Linked DNA regions of Homo sapiens: region 1 is linked to region 2. The links are chromatin loops, found by intact Hi-C in ENCODE. Cell type or tissue: heart left ventricle. All regions are shown on one strand.

What was found. Hi-C counts contacts between places; a loop is a spot of excess contacts. Peaks named below come from ENCODE experiments on the same cell type or tissue, not always from the same donor. Only the 100,000 strongest peaks of a DNase experiment are listed, where the experiment ranks them.
Region 1: it touches region 2 in a loop (2.3-fold over the local background); 6 of 110 quality-filtered maps call a loop at or near these places.

Annotation. Positions count from the first base shown.
Region 1 is chr20:45,271,542-45,279,541 of GRCh38, reverse strand. All of the region lies in intron 2 of LOC105372630 (a long non-coding RNA gene), which reads right to left. Among named protein-coding and RNA genes, the nearest start is that of SLPI, 21 kb to the right of the region's middle. In heart left ventricle, no CTCF peak of the experiment used is centred here; no DNase peak of the experiment used is centred here; H3K27me3 peaks cover 803 bases.
Region 2 is chr20:45,135,921-45,143,920 of GRCh38, reverse strand. It overlaps LOC101929863 (a long non-coding RNA gene), which reads left to right and starts at 4,892. Exons shown (of 3, transcript XR_936751.3): 1 at 4,892-5,104; 2 at 5,247-5,404; 3 at 6,024-6,483. RefSeq lists an enhancer at 5,019-5,078. In heart left ventricle, a CTCF peak has its summit at 4,955 (motif pointing left); a DNase peak (open chromatin) is centred at 4,960; H3K27me3 peaks cover 1,711 bases.

The DNA.
Region 1 (8,000 bases), 140 kb before region 2:
GGAGGAGAGGAGGAACCAGCAAAGGAGACTGAGGGAGCAATCCATGAGGAAGGAGTAAAACCAAGACATCATGCTGTCCTGAAGCTAAGTGAAGAAAGTAAATCAAGGAAGAGTGAGCAATCACCCATGGCAAGTGCAGCTGGTGGGCCAGCTAGGACTAGAGATGAGAACTGACCATGGACTTAGCAAGCTGGAGAACAATGGTAACTTTGACAAAGACATTGTCAGTGGAGTGATGAGAAGGTGGTGGTGGGGGCAGACTGGTTGGAGTAGGCATAGGCGAGAGAGGATGGGAGGTGATATGATTTGAATCTGTGTCTCCACCAAATCTCATGTTGAACTGTAATGCCCAGTGTTGGAGGTGGGGCCTGGTGGGAGGCAGTTGGATCGTGGAGGTGGATTTCTCCTGCATGGTTTAGGGCCATCCCCTTGTGCTGTTCTCGTGATAGTGAGTGAGTTCTCATGAGATCTGGTCATTTAAAAGTGTGTGGCTAGGTGCAGTGGCTCATGCCTGTAATCCCAGCACTTTGAGAGGCCAAGGCGGGCGGATCACCTGAGGTCAGGAGTTCAAGACCAGCCTGACCAACATGGTGAAACTCCATCTCTACTAGAAATACAAAATTAGCCAGGCATGGTGGCAGGCGCCTGTAATCTCAGCTACTCGGGAGGCTGAGGCAGGAGAATCGCTTGAACCCGGGAGGCGGAGGTTGCGGTGAGCCGAGAGTGCACCATTGCATTCCAGCCTGGGCAACAAGACTGAAGCTCTATCTCAAAAAAAAAAAAAAAAAAAAAAAAAGTGTATAGCACCCCCACCCCCCTACTAATCTCTGTTGCTCCTGCTCCTGTTATGTGAAACACCTGCTGCCCTTTTGCTTTCCCCCATGATTAGAAACTTTCTGAGGCCTCCCCAGAAGCCAAGCAGATGCCACTATGCTTCCTGTACAGCCTGCAGAACCGTGAGCCAATTCAACCTCTTTTCTTTATAAATTACCCAGTCTGAGTTATTTCTTTATAGCAGTGCCAGAACAGATTGATACAAGCAGAAAGGAATTAGAGACACCACGTGTGGATATCTCTTTGAGGAGTTTTGCTACAAACAAATTTTTTTTCTCCTTGTCTGAGAAATTCAACTAAGCCTATAAAGAGATACATAAAATAGCCCCACCTTTTTTTTTTTAAAGAATAGTTTCAGGCTTACAGAAAACTTATGAAGATTATACAGAGAGTTTCCAAATATCCCTCATCCTATTGTTAACGTTTTACTTTAGTATGACATATTTGTCACGACAAATGAACAAATGTTGAATCATTATTATAACTTAAGTCCAGACTTTATTCATATTTTCATACTTTTAACCTAACATGTTTTTTTTTTGTTTGTTTGTTTTATTTTTGCTTCAGGATCCCCATCCAGGATTCACATTTAGTCACCATGGCTAGTTAAGCTCTTCCGGACTGTAATAATTTCCCACACCTTCCTTGTTTTTGATGACCTTGATGTTTTTGAGGAGTACTAGTCAGGTGTTTTCTAGGATGCCCCTCAACTGGGGTTTGTCTAATATTTTCTTTCTTTCTTTTTTTTTTTGAGGCAGAGTCCTGCTCTGTCACCCAGGCTGGAGTGCAGTGGCATGATCTCAGCTCACTGCAACCTCCGCCTCCCGGGTTCAAGTGATTCTTTTGCTTCAGCCTCTTGAGTAGCTGGGATTACAGGTGTGAGCCACCATGGCCAGCTAATTTTTTTGTGTTTTTAGTAGAGACAGGGTCTCACCATGTTGGCCAGGCAGGTCTCAACTCCTGACCTCAGGTGACCCACCTGCCTCGACCTCCCAAAGTGCTGGGATTACAGGTGTGAGCCACTGCGCCCTGCCATTGTCTAATATTTTCTTATGGTTAGACTGGGGTTATGGGTTTTAGAAGGAAGATCATAGAGGTGAAGTGCCATTGAAAGAAATAACTTTAAACCTTTGACCTGGGTCTTAGCAAGGTTAAGGGGGGCAGTGTTAGGAAAAATGGAAAGTCCAGCAGTGAGTCTTGTCTCATTCCCCTATTTGAAAAGGGGAAAGGCACTAACATGGAAACACCCACCCTGTGGGGGGCATCCTGAGTGGAGTACAGGGTAGGCAGTTCTCAGAGCTCTCTACACCTAAAAAAAAAAAAAAAAAAAAAAAAAAAGACCGGAAGGTGGGAAGGGGAAAAATTGAATTCAGGCTTTTGACGTGTTTGTGCTAAGGGCAGAAAATTTTGGGCTTTTTTGATGGAACTCCTGAGTCTAGGAATTTTTTTTTTTTTTTTTTTTGAGATGGAGTTTCGCTCTTGTTGCCCAGGCTGGAGTGCAATGGCGTGATCTTGACTCACCACAACCTCCGCCTCCCGAGTTCAAGTGATTCTCCCGCCTCAGCCTCCCGAGTAGCTGGGATTACAGGCATGCGCCTGCACGCCCAGCTAATTCTTGTATTTTCAGTAGAGACGGGGTTTCTTCACGTTGGTCAGGCTGGTCTCCATCTCCCGACCTCAGGTGATCTGCCCTCCTCGGCCTCCCAAAGTGCTGGGATTACAGGCATGAACCACTGCGCCTGGCCGGGTCTAGGATCGAGTCTTCAACTTTTCTTATTCCCAAACTTGATCTTAGCAGCTTCATCAGAGATGCTGATGTTCTAGGAATGGAGTGCATCAACCAAATACAGAGAAGACTCAAGCCTACACAGGAGCTTGTGGTTTATAACACAGTGGGAACATACACGGCATCATTTGATCTTCACGACCCTCTCCAGATAGAGGCATTATTGTCTCCGTTTTGCAGATAACTTAAAGGGAGGTTGAAAGAGGAAGCAGTGACTTGCTGAGGAACACATAACTAGCAAGTGACAAAGCAGGGCCGAGAATCAAGGTCAGCTGAAATCAAGCCCAGAGTTCTTGCCACTCCTGGAGAGAGTCTGGAACATAACCTAATAATTTATTCCATGGAGTATCTACCTGGCCACTGTTCTTAACACTCAAGTATGCGGTCTGGAGCCTGTCCCCTGTCCTTCCCTCTATTATGGTACATGGAAAACCCAGTTAGTCACTGAAAATGTTGCTGAGTCTCTTTCAGACATGCAGATGGGACTGCAAATTAGTACAGTTTTCCTGGAAAATAGTCTTGCAATCAACACCAAGGAATTTATAAATATTGGTGTTCACTGACATCATAGTTTTACTTCTGAACATCTGCCCCAAGAAATATGGACCAATGGAAATACATAAAATATAGGAAAAAGTTTTGTGCATGATGAGTGATATTTACGTTAGGGCTTTTATAATAGCAAAAACTAGAAATAACATGAACAGGCAGTAGGGGACTGGCTAAGTACACTGTGGTGGACATTTTTACTGGATGGAATGTCATGTGGATAAGAAAGTGATGTTTAGGAAGGGTTCATAAGAGCATTGGAAAATGCCTGTGAGGAACAGATTTTTTTTTCTAGAATATTTGGATGTAAGAAATGTTTTGTTTGATTTTTTTCTAAATTAAGTTAAATTAAATCTTGTCTTACCCCACCCCACCTACTGGTATGGTATATAAGTCATTTACATCATTGAGCCTCTCTCCCATTTCCATTGGCTCCTACAAGAATCTCAAGGTTTATTAGGACCCTTCAAATCAGAGCAATAGCCTTTTCCTTAGCCCTTGATTGTCAGTACTGTCTACCATTGTTCTTTGACACACAACGCCACTGTCGAGTGTGGCTCTCCATGATTTGCTTCAGGAAGGCTACAGGCAGCGCCTCTTCCAGCAGTCCTCTCCTTTGACCATGGAAGTGGCCACAGAAACTCTTACTTTTTCCTCAAGTCTGAAATATCTCTTAGACTGTGACATAGGAACACATCCCTACACCTCAGTTTTCTTATTTGTATAACGAGACCATAAAACTAACTAATTCATAAAATTTACTGTGAGAGTTAAATGAGAGATAGCATGTGGAATTGGACCTCAGCTCACTCTGACGACAGAGTCTTATCTTCTTTTTGTACCTGGGGCAGACAGCCAGTTGGATGGCCTCAGGAGCTGTTATTTTTTCAGGCTGCCATTGATTTTTAGATTTAAAACTTCTGCACTTCAAAAAAAAAACTATTAAGCAAATGAAAGTCAGTCACTAGGACTTGGAGAAAATATTCACAATACATGTACCTGACAACGGATGATTACATTGTGCAAAGGATATGTGTATATTAACAGAATATAGATATATAAAGAGCACCTATGACTCAGTCACACGAAGACAAAAAACAAAAAAGGGCCAAAGACTTAAATAGCTATTTCACAAAAGAAGATACATGAATGGTCATTATCGGCACATGAAAAGATGCTTAACATTGTTAATTACCAGAAAATGCAAATGTAATCCACAATGAGATATTACTTTGTATCCACTAAAGTGGCTAAGACAAAATGGACTGACAATATTAAGTGATGGTGAGGATGTGAAGCAACTAGAATTCATATGCATTGCTGCTGGAAATTCAAAATGGTACAACCACTTTGGAAAATTTTGGTAGTTTATGATGAAGTTAAATATACATCTACCCTATGACTTGCAATTTTACTCCTAGGCATTTACTCAAGAAAAATGAAAGCATATGTCCATATAAAGATTTGAAAAGAATATTTAAAAATGCTCTATTCATAATAGCCCCAAACTAGAAAAAATCCAAATGCCTGTCAATAGAAGAATGGATAAAAAGATTGTGGATATTCATATAATGGAATATTACTTAGCAATAAAAAGGAACAGGTTGTCAACACAGGCAACAACGTGGATGAATCTCAAAAACATTATGTTTAACCAAAAAAACTAGACAAAAGATTACATACAATATAATTCCATATATCTGACATTCTAGAACACGCAAAACTAATCAATAGTGAAAGAAAGCAGATCAGTGGCTGCCTAGGGCAGGGATTTATTCCCTAGCGGGTAGCAAAGTTGATTATAAAGGAACACAAAGAAAATATTCCGGAGTGATGGAAATATTCTGTATCTTGCTGGGGCAGTGGTTACATGTGTGTATACATTTATTAAAACACATCAACTAGTACATTTGAAACCTGTGCATTTTATTAAATGTAAATTATATGTATGATAGAACTAAAAATGATTCATGCTTTAAGGTTTAATAGTTTAGAGAATCCCCCTCTGGTCCCAGGCCTCTCTTGTGGATAGTGTTCAGCTCTGGTTGACAGACACTTAATCTCCAATGTTCTTTTTTTCAAGGTCTTGTCAGAGCTCCAAACTTCAATTCCTCATGACAGATTGCAGCTTCCTTCATTAGCAATTTGATAAATGGGATGCCTTCCTCTAAGCCCTTGAGAGATTGCCAGAAATGCCCCGGTATGTCTCTGATAAAAATCATTTCTGGGGTGACTGTTGGTGGAAGTCATTCAAGCTCTCCCATTATCAGTCTATTTCCCTATCTTTTAACACAAACCTTTTCTGCCTTTGCCTCAGATTCCAGGTCTCATCTTCCCTGAGACCTCAAGCTCCCCTCTGTAGGGATTTCATCACTGAGGAGAAGCACCCTCTTACCAGCCTACATAGAATTTTATTCTGGGAAATCATTGGGGGCGGGGGGACATTTAACAAGTACAAGTCAGGAATGGTTTAGGTGGGAAAACCCCAGCTGGGGAATGGTTGGACCACACAGTTGTCATCTGTGTAGGAGATGTTGCAGTCCCATCTGTCATCTGTCACCCATTGATTATCAGGGAGGATTTGAATGATCTGATCTTTCCTTATTTTTCCTAATTTCCCAATCTTTTTCTTTGTCATCCAGCTTAGCAGAGTTTTTTTTTCACTGTGGCCAACACTACCATGAGGGCATCTGGCCACCAACCCAGTTGCCTGACCCCAGACTGGGGGTGATATGCCAGTGCCTTTATCCCAGCTTGGTATAAGTTCGCATTTTTAAAGGACCTTTTCTAATTAAGAACAAAGAAAACCATAAATGTCCAGACACGGTTTAGGGGCCCCAGGGATGGGCAAAGTTGGAGAGTGAAGTGGCTTCTTTCTGAATGCATTCACTTGTTCATTCCACAAGTTATTTTCTGCATCTGATGTTTATTGAGCACTGACTATGTGTCAGGTCCTATGCCTTGCATCTAAGACAAAGATATGAACCAAACACAAAGGTTCCTACATTCATAGAGCTAGCATCCCTAGTTATTGAGTACTGGGTATGTGTTATTTTGCTATGAATACAGAGGTGAAAAAGATTGATACAGTCCCTACTCTCAAAGGGCTCTCAGTCCAGTGCAGGAAGATACAGATTAACAGGTAGATGTAATGTAGAAAAAAGGAGAAGGTTGGGGAACATCAGAGGAGCATCCAACAGACAAGGAAATCAGAATTTAAGTGATAGAGGCATGAACTAGACTTCCAGCAATGGGTCTTAATCTTTTTGGGATCTAAGCCATTTTGAGAAGCTGATGAACTCACACCTCTGAAAAATGCACATGACAGTGGCATATCATTTCCTGGGATTTATGGATCCCAGAAGGGATCTAAGGACCTCAGATAAAGAAGCCCTGACAGAGAAATAAGGCCTCAGAGTGGAATCGGGACAGCCAGAATGGCCCCATCTAAGAAAGAAACCCCTGCCCTTCCCAAAGAAACCTGCTTGGAGGTGGGAGCTGGCTAAGGGTTCACCTCTACTGGGGCTGGGGGGATGGAGAAAGCATGGCATTTCCTGGAGGCCCAGGAGTGTCAGTGCTAGGAGGGGTCTTCACCTTGACTTAACACAACCCAGCACACTCTTTATACAGATGGGAAAATTAAGGCTTGGGAAGGGCAATACCTTACCCCTCCCAAGCCATTCAAGATTATGCATTGAATCAGAAACAAGTTCCCAAGAATTCTTGTCTCTGAGCTTCCATTCAGAGAGAATGGTGCACAGAGTAGAGGGACTCCAGCCAAAGCTAAAGATAGCAAAGCTAAGGCAGTGGAGAGGGAACTGCAGTCTTAGACAGAGGAGACAGAACCAGGTTGGGCTAGTGGTCAACTAGTCTGAACTAGATCTCCCCAGAGATGAGTGTCTGAAGTGACAGAAGAGACTGACATCCCCTCTGAGATCCAACCTGGCAGGAAGGACATTGTAATGATAATAATAATAACCACTCTTTTAGACTTACTGCAAGCCAGACACTGAGCTGGGTGCTTGATGATTGTTCTGCCATTTACTTGTCCCAGTAACCCTAGGAATGCATGAATAAGTCTGCTTCACATAGGTTAATGAAAACAGCAGAAGTCTCTTCACTTGCCCAAGATCACACAGGAAACAAATTGTCGAGCTAGTCTTTGAACTCAGGTCATGCTAATCCCACAGTTTACCTCTTAGTCGTAATTGTGTCTATGTGTTTCTTATTCACATTTGTATTCCCAGTAGGCATTTGTGAGGGATTGAATGAGTAAACAAGAGTTAGGAAGAAGTATTGGATGCTGGCTGGAGAAGGCTCAGTTGGATTCGAGAAGCCAGATTGAGTCAAGAGGCATGTGGCAGCAGGGAACAGGCCCCAGGGAGTGCCCATGGGGGTAACTCTACCTGGCAGGTGACTTGAGCAGGGCTCCTCCTCTCAAGTCTCAGTTTTCTTCTGCTGAGAAATGGTTGATTTGGCCTAGATGATCTTCGAGACGCCTTCCAGTGCTAACACACTATGGTTTTGGGATTTAGAACCAAGAACCAGGTCAGGATGGCTCTGAGCTACTAATATAAAACCTGATTCTGACCCAGAGGGTACTTGGGGACTAGACGGAGGTGACCACAAAATTGTAGGTGGACCAGGAAGACTGGGCACAGAGAAGGGAAACAAAAACCTTCCATTAGGTAAGTCTGCCAACAAAAATAGGAAAGTATATGCATAAAAATAATGCTGGGAAAGCAAGCTATTTCAGACAGTTGACAAAACCAAGGGATAACCTTTTCCTGAGTTAGAGCTAATTTTGGTTAATTTAATACAAGCCACAAGG
Region 2 (8,000 bases):
TGAAAGAGACACTGTAGAGGATATGAAAGAGTCTTGAATTGCTGACGCCAACCCCCTCCTCATCCCCCGGCAGAGGCTGCATGGCACAGAGAGAAAATACGTGCACTGGGAGAGGGAGAGCTCAGTGCTTGTGGGACTCTGCATTGGAACTCAGTGCTGTCAACACCAGAAATAACTCAGCCGATGCCCACGGAGGGCGCATTTAGATGACCCTTAGCCAGAGGACAATCACCCATTCCAGCAGTTGGAACTTGAGTTTTGGCAAGCCTCGCCACTGCAGGCTAAAGTGCTATGGGCTACTAAATAAACTTGAAAGGCCGTCTAGGCCACAAGGACTACAACTCCTGGACAAATCCTAGTGCTGTGCTGGGCTCAGAGGCCAGTGGACATGGGGTGCATGCGACCTAGTGAGGCACCAGCCTGGGCAGCTGAAGGAGTGCTTGCATCACCCTCCCTCAACCCCAGGCAGTGCAGCACACAGCTCTGAAAGAGATCCCTTTCTTCTGCTTGACAAGAGGAGAGGGACGAGTTAAGAGGACTTTGTCTTGCAACTTGGGTGCCAGCTCAGCCACAGTAGTATAGGGCACCAGGCAGAACTGTGAGGCCCCTGTGGCAGGCCCTAGCTCCTGTATGATATACAAAATCAATGTACAAAAGTAAGTAGCATTTCTGTACGCCAACAATGTCCAACCTGAGTGCCAAACTAAGAATGCAATCCCATTCACAATTGCCACAAAAATAAAATAAAATACCTAGGAATACAACTAACCAGAAAGGTAAAACATCTCTACTACAATTATGACAAAACACTGCTGAACGAAATCAGAGTTTACACAAACAGATGGAAAAACATTTCATACTCATGGAAAGAAAGAATCAATATTGTTAAAATGGCCATAATGCCCAAAGCAATTTACAGATTCAATGCTATTTCTATGAAACTACTGTGATGGTTAATACATAGTGTCAACTTGATTGGATTGAAGGATGCAAAGTATTGATCCTGGGTGTGTCTTTGAGGGTGTTGCCAAAGGAGATTAACATTTGATTAACATTTGAGTCAGTGGGCTAGGAAAGGCAGACCCACCCTTAATCTGGGTGGGCACCAACTAATCAGCTGCCTGTGTGGCTGTAATATAAAGCAGGCAGAAAAATGTGAAAAGACTAGACTGGCCTAGTCTCCCAGCCTACATCTTTCTCCCATGCTGGATGCTTCCTGCCTTTGAACATCAGACTCCAAGTTCTTTAGTTTTGGGACTTGGACTGGCTCTCCTTGCTCCTTAGCTCGCAGATGGCCTATTGTGGGACCTTGCAATCATGTGAGTTACTCCATATATATATATATATACATACCTCCTATTAGGTATGTCCCTCTAGAGAACCCTGACTAATACAGATTTTGGTACCAAGAGTGGTTCTAGAGGAACAGAATATTAAAAATGGAGTTCTTTCATTGGTTTGGGGTTTCTGGAGTTTGCTGCTTAATATGATTAGAACAAAAAATTCTAAGGACTCTAGTTCTAATAGTAGTATGGAGAACACTGATAGTCCTTGGCATTAACTGTTTAGAGAGTTATGCAAAATAAGCACATTTGACACTCCTGATTCACTGCTTGTGAGAGGCAAGGAGTTTAGTGACTCTATACATAATACCTTTGACCATATGTGGAGAACCAAGGAACATAATGAAGCTGGTTGGTTGCTCCTAAGTTCAGTGGACGAAGTGATGAAAGAAAATGATGAACTCAGGGATTCTATCTCCCAGCTTCAGAAGCAGATACTGAGTCTCAAATCTGCTAAGATTGCCCTGACTGAGAGTCTTATCTCCTTTAGAGAAAGAGCTGAAATTGTGGAAAAACAGACACAAGCTCTTATCATGTGAGTGGCTGACCTGCAACAAAAGGTGCATGCACAGCCTCGCCAGGTGTCATTGATTGGAAAAGAATGGGACCCTGCAACTTGGAATGGGGACATGTGGGAGGACCCTGATGAAGCTGAGGACACTGAGTTTGTAAACTCTGATGAACCTTTTTTTGCCAGAAGAAACAGCTTCCTCATCCCCAGTAGTGGCAACATCACCTCGCTGACCTGTGCTGCCATCAGCCTTTCCACCTTTGTCTGGGGAGATAAACCCTGTGCTGCCTGAGACAACAGTGATGGCCTCCCCTGAGGCAGTTGCCAGGCAAGATAATGTTGATTCTCCTCAGGAGCCACCCCCAACACCCCTGTTTGCTTCTAGAACTATAAGTAGACTAAAGTCCCAGCAGGCCCCTAGAGGTGAGGTTGAGAGTGTGACCCATGAGGAGATGCACTACACTCAAAAAGAATTGCTTGAGTTTTCTCATTTATATAAGCAGAAATCTGGAGAACAGGCATGGACATGGATATTAGGGGTGTGGGATAATGGTGGAAGGAACATAGAGTTGGATCAGGCTGAATTTCTTTATTTAGGCCCACTAAGTAGGGACTCTGCATTTAATGTTGCAGCTCAGGGAGTTTTAAAAGGTTCTAATAGTTTATTTGCTTGTTTAGCTGAAATATGGATTAAAAGATGGCCCACTGTGAATGAGCTGGAAATGCCTGATCTCCCTTGGCTTAATGTAGAGGAAGGGATCCAAAGGCTTAGGGAGATTGGGATGCTGGAGCGAATTAGTCACTTTAGACCTACTCATCCCAGCTGGGAGGGTCCAGAAGATACACCCTTGACCAATGCCTTGTGAAATCGATTTGTGAGGTCAGCACCCTCATCTTTGAAGAGCCCTGTATTTGCTCTTTTCTGTATGTCAGATCTAACAGTGGGAACCGCAGTCACTTAACTACAAAACTTAAATACAATGGGAATAACTGAAGCCCGAGGTGGCAGGAGCCAAGTGGCAGCACTCAACTGTCAAAGGCAAGGTGGGTGTAGCTACCATAATGGAAAGCAGAGGCAAAGCAGCAATCAGTCTGACTCATGTAGAGCTCTGGCACTGGCTAATTAATCCTAGTGTTCCTAAAAAGTGAAATTGATAGGAGGCCTACTGCATTCCTATTTAATTTATACAAGCATAAAACTTCTAGGTCGAATGGACAAAAGACTAATTTGAATTATAAAAGCAGAGAATCATGGCCCCTCAATCAATTTCCAGACTTGAACCAGTTTACAGACCCAGAACCCCTTGAATGAAGGGGAGGCCAGGGCCCCTTGAGGAAAGACCCCACTACCCTATGACCAATTTATGCAGTGAATCTTTTTCCCATCCTTTCCCAAGGAGACCTCTGGCTTTTTACCAGGGGAACTGTGTACTGGGGAAAGGGAAATGATCAGACATTTCAGGGACTACTGGACACTGGCTCTGAGCTGACGTTGATTCCAGGGGACCCAAAACATCATTGTGGTCCTCCAGGACCAAAAGTAAGGGCTTATGGAGATCAGGTAATTAACGGAGTTTTGGCTCAGGTCCAACTTATAGTGGGTCCAGTGGGCCCCTGGACTCATCCTGTGGTCATTTCCCCAGTGCCAGAATGCGTAATTGGCATAGCCATACTTAACAGCTGGCAGAACCCCCACATTGGCTCCCTGACTGGTAGGGTGAGGGCTATTATGGTGGGAAAGGCCAGTGGAAGCCATTAGAGCTACCTCTACCTAGGAAAATGGTAAATCAAAAACAATACCACATCCCTGGAGGGATTACCGAGATTAGCGCCACTTTCAAGGACTTGAAAGACCCAAGAGTGGTGATTCCCTCTACGTCCCCGATCAACTCTCCCACTTGGCCTGGGCAGAACACAGATGGATCTTAAAGACTGACAGTGGATTATCATAAGCTTAACCAAGTGGTGACGCCAATTGCAGCTGCTGTACCAGATATGGTTTCATTGCTTGAGCAAATTAACACATTTCCTGGTACCTGGTGTACAGCCATTGACTTGGCAAATGCCTTTTCCTCCATTCCTGTCCATAAGGCCCACCAGAAGCAATTTGCCTTCAGCTGGCAAGGCCAGCAATATACCTTTACTGTCCTACCTCAAAGATATATCAACTTTCCAGCTTTGTGTCATAAAACAGCAAAAAGACACACAGCTAGGAGGTAACCACAGATTGCACTAGAAAGAGAGGAAAGGATGATGATGATGATGTTGATGATAGACAGATGATAGATAGATAGATAGATAGATAGATAGATAGATAGATAGACAGATAGATAGATAGATAGAACACCTGCTTCAGAGAGCTTTTTCCTCAGTATTTCTCTACCTTCCACATCAGGTACCAATTTTCCTGTGTGCACTCATAACCCATTTCTCACCATTACTGATAGCTATGTTCTCAGCCACCAAGTGAGTAGGTACATCACACACTTTTACAGGAGTGCAGAGAGGCAGAACGGTTATTTAGCCTAGGGGTCACATTACAAAATAACCTAGTTAGACTTTTAATTTTATCAACAAATAAAGTTTTTGCAGAGTCATGGCAACATAAAGACAGGAGTTAAAGGAGCAAACACTAATAACGCAACTGAAACTTATTTCTCTGTAGTTCATAATGCATTTATATTTTCTATGAATCTAGAAATTATCTTACTGATAGCACAATATCTAGCTTTGTGTGTGTTTCAACTTCGATGTGGTACCCCAAACGCACCCATATGTGAACACCGCTGGGAGGGGTGGGTTTCAATTGTTCTGGATACACACTGGGACGAGGGGAGTTGGTCAGACCTGATACAAGCCTGGGGAAAGACAATGCCCTCCTATTGCCTCAAAAGCCGCTGGATAAAGTCAGAATAAGGAAGAGCCAGGGCAGCCCTGCAACACCCTGAAGAAAGGCAGTCCACGAGGGCTCTCATAAATTATACCGCACAAATGGTTTCACGTTATCTCTTCCTGGAGGTGAAAGGAAACAGCTGATGGTTCCGGGTCAAGTTGAGGCACCTCTGACCTCCAGCCCCCAGAGCCACAGCGCCGCCTGCTGGTGGAGCCCCGCCAGAACTGACATAGACTCGTCCAGCCTCCAGGTGCACCCACGCCCTTTTCTTGCACCAAGAAGCTGAGCAGCCTCTCTCTACTCTCTGTGACCGTCCTCTTTGGCCTCCGCATGGTTCAGCCTGGAATCCTGAAGAGTGTGAGTGAGTAAGGCGTGACAATCCTGGGTGTGGGTGGGGTTAGGGAACATTTCCTCTGAGGAATCCGTGGAACGAGCTGGCCCTGATACCTGGAAGTGACTTATGGTTGCCCTCGACTCACCCTGTGGCATCTTTCTCCAGCTGCACCGAAACCTGGATATTGCCCAGAGTTTACTCTATCCTGCCCTTTCACCCTCTTACCTGTGTGCTGCACTATAAAGCCTGCCTGGGGATCGAGAAGTATTGCTTCTTCAACTGTCAACATCAGTGTACAGAGCTTTGGTGGACTTTGGATTGAGGTAAGGAGCCCCAGATCTGCCCTTCTCGGCTGCGCCTGAAACCTTCCTGCAGAAGCATTCATCTTAGAAGGAGTTGATAACTGCCCATGCCCCTGGAAATCATTGAGATCAGATCTTTCAAGTTGGGTTGGCCCACAGATCTGCCTCGGAACAGTGAAGCGGGTGGCTCAATAGACCTCCTTGCTCAGGATATGCACTGTCCATTTCACATAAGGGGCATCACCCTTCTCTTCTGTATGAAGGGGACATTTGGACAAGATAATCTCTAAGTTGCTCAAGGGTTATTGAATTTTTATTGTTATTATTTTAGTTTTTCACGATACCTTTCACAGCACCTTTCTCTTCATATTTAAATTGTAAGGTCAGGGATTATAAATTCATTATTCCTTAGGATGGCTTGCCTAGAGTCCCTGATCCCCAGTCCCTGATTCTGGGGCAGCATATCTCAGTTTTCTGTGAAGGAGAGTACTTAGCAGGATTTCTGCCACAGTGCCCCAGGACACAAATTCATGTCTCCTGCAATGCCATGTCACCTGGCATTGACAAAGTACCAGCCAGGCTGAACCTTCCCTGAACCTTTTCACCTTCCTACATCCCTGATTCTCTCTTCTCTCTCGAGGTGGAAACTCCTTAGCCAAGCCTGAGGAGACGCTGGTGCTACAGGCTCTGATTTGGATAACTGGTCTCCAATTTGTCCATGATCTTCCCAGGCCCAAGATGTCATTTCAGAGTTAAATGCTTGTTAATATGACAAGAAGACAAAGAGATAAAGCATTGTATATTTAAAACCACAGAAAAATCTGTAAGACTGCTGGATCTCCTCTCTCTCTCCCTGTCTCTCTCTCCATCCTTTATGGCTTTTCCCTTAGGATCTGAAAAAAGGATATGATTAATATTTCACATTTAGTTAAGGACCACAAAGGTAGTAGAAGTCTGGACAAGTCTTCCAAAATTTTATTTGTAACTATTATAAACAAATTTTGAAAAGCCAATTATTCCCTAGCATGCTTTAAGTTGACATCTAACATTTTTATCATAATTGCATAATAGTTACAAAGAATAAACTTTTAAGAATATGATGAATATTGTCCTTTCATTTAAAAAGCAACCTTAATCTTTTTAATGTTTCTAACGGAATTTAATCATCTTGACTTGATAGTAATAACTATTAAGGAAAAAAAAAGCATGTTCTTTTCTCCCATCTTCTTCCTCTTCTTCTCCCTTTTTTCAACATTTCCTGAACTATTCAAACCAAAACTATAGGTGAGTAGGTTTGTTTAGGACTCACTCTGAAAAGCAGATACCTAGACAGGATTAGGTAATCAAGAGTGTGTGTCAGGGAAAATGCCTGTGAGGGACAAAGGGAGGTAGCCAAAGTGGCAAGGAGAGCATGAGACCATGATGCAGGGCTGCCTGCTCTGAGGGAGGAGAGAAGGAAGGAGGAAGAGTCTCAGAATGAATTACAACATTGGTAAAGTGCCAGTCAGGCTGAAAGACAACGCTTGAACTGAAGTCACCTATCAGAAGAGGCCCAGGTCTCAGAATGAGCCTGCCTTAGTGTTCGGGCCTCACTCAGTCATTGGCTGGGAGTAACCTGATGGAAGCATCCATGACTTCTGCACAGACATAGTGGCAGATGCAGAGGACAGTAGCTGGGGGCATCCATCAGTTGCACACCCTGAAGCAGCAGGAGATCTAAGCAGTGCATTTCCATGCTCACCACTGTCCTCTACCTTGTGTTGCAGTTACTTCTCCAGGTATGGTGATGAAGGCTAGTTATCCCAGCTACTTGGGAGGCTGACGTGGGAGGATGGCTTGAGCCTGGAAGTCAGAGGTTGCAGTAAGGGGAGACCGCACCTCTGCATTCCAACCTGGGCGACAGAGCTAGACCCTGTCGCAAAAAAAAAAAAAAAAGAAAGAAAGAAAGAAAAAAAGAAAAAAGAAAGCTGGTTAATGTCAACTTGTTGAGTTTTTCATCTTGGCTGTCAGGGTCTAATCTATCATAGATGCTTCCCAGCAGGTGTTAATATGTAATACACAAGTCTTCACAGTAAATGTCTCCTCACATTTTGGTCCTCTTTCCCTACCACAGACATCCTTGCTACTGATTTTCTAGTCCTTTGCCTTCCAAGCTCCTTTTTAAAAAATTGGGTTTTAATATTATTTAGGTATTTAATATTATTTAGGTATGACAAAGCGAACATATCAGGAGATTACTGCCTTTTAAAAGAGAGTTTGTTATACTCACATATCTCAAAGGAGAGCCACACCTTGCCATGGGAAGGGTAGGGCAGGGGGGCACATAGAAAGCACCTTTTTCAGTCAAGAGATAGAGGGAGTGAGGGAGAAATGTGGGCAAACCTTTTCTGTGGTTCCTGCAAGAAGGAGCAGGTGAGGCAGGGTAAGTGTCTCAAGATTGGCCAGTTTGAATAATTTCAGTGATCTCTGAGGCAAAAGTACTGTCCCTAGCTGTCTCTGAGCCAGTACCATGATGTTCCCTATGGCCCCAAACCCTAGTAGACCCAGGGTCCAGCCTATCTCAGTAGACCGCAGCACTAGACTGGCCCCCAGAGACTCAGGCTCCAGGCTAGCCCCT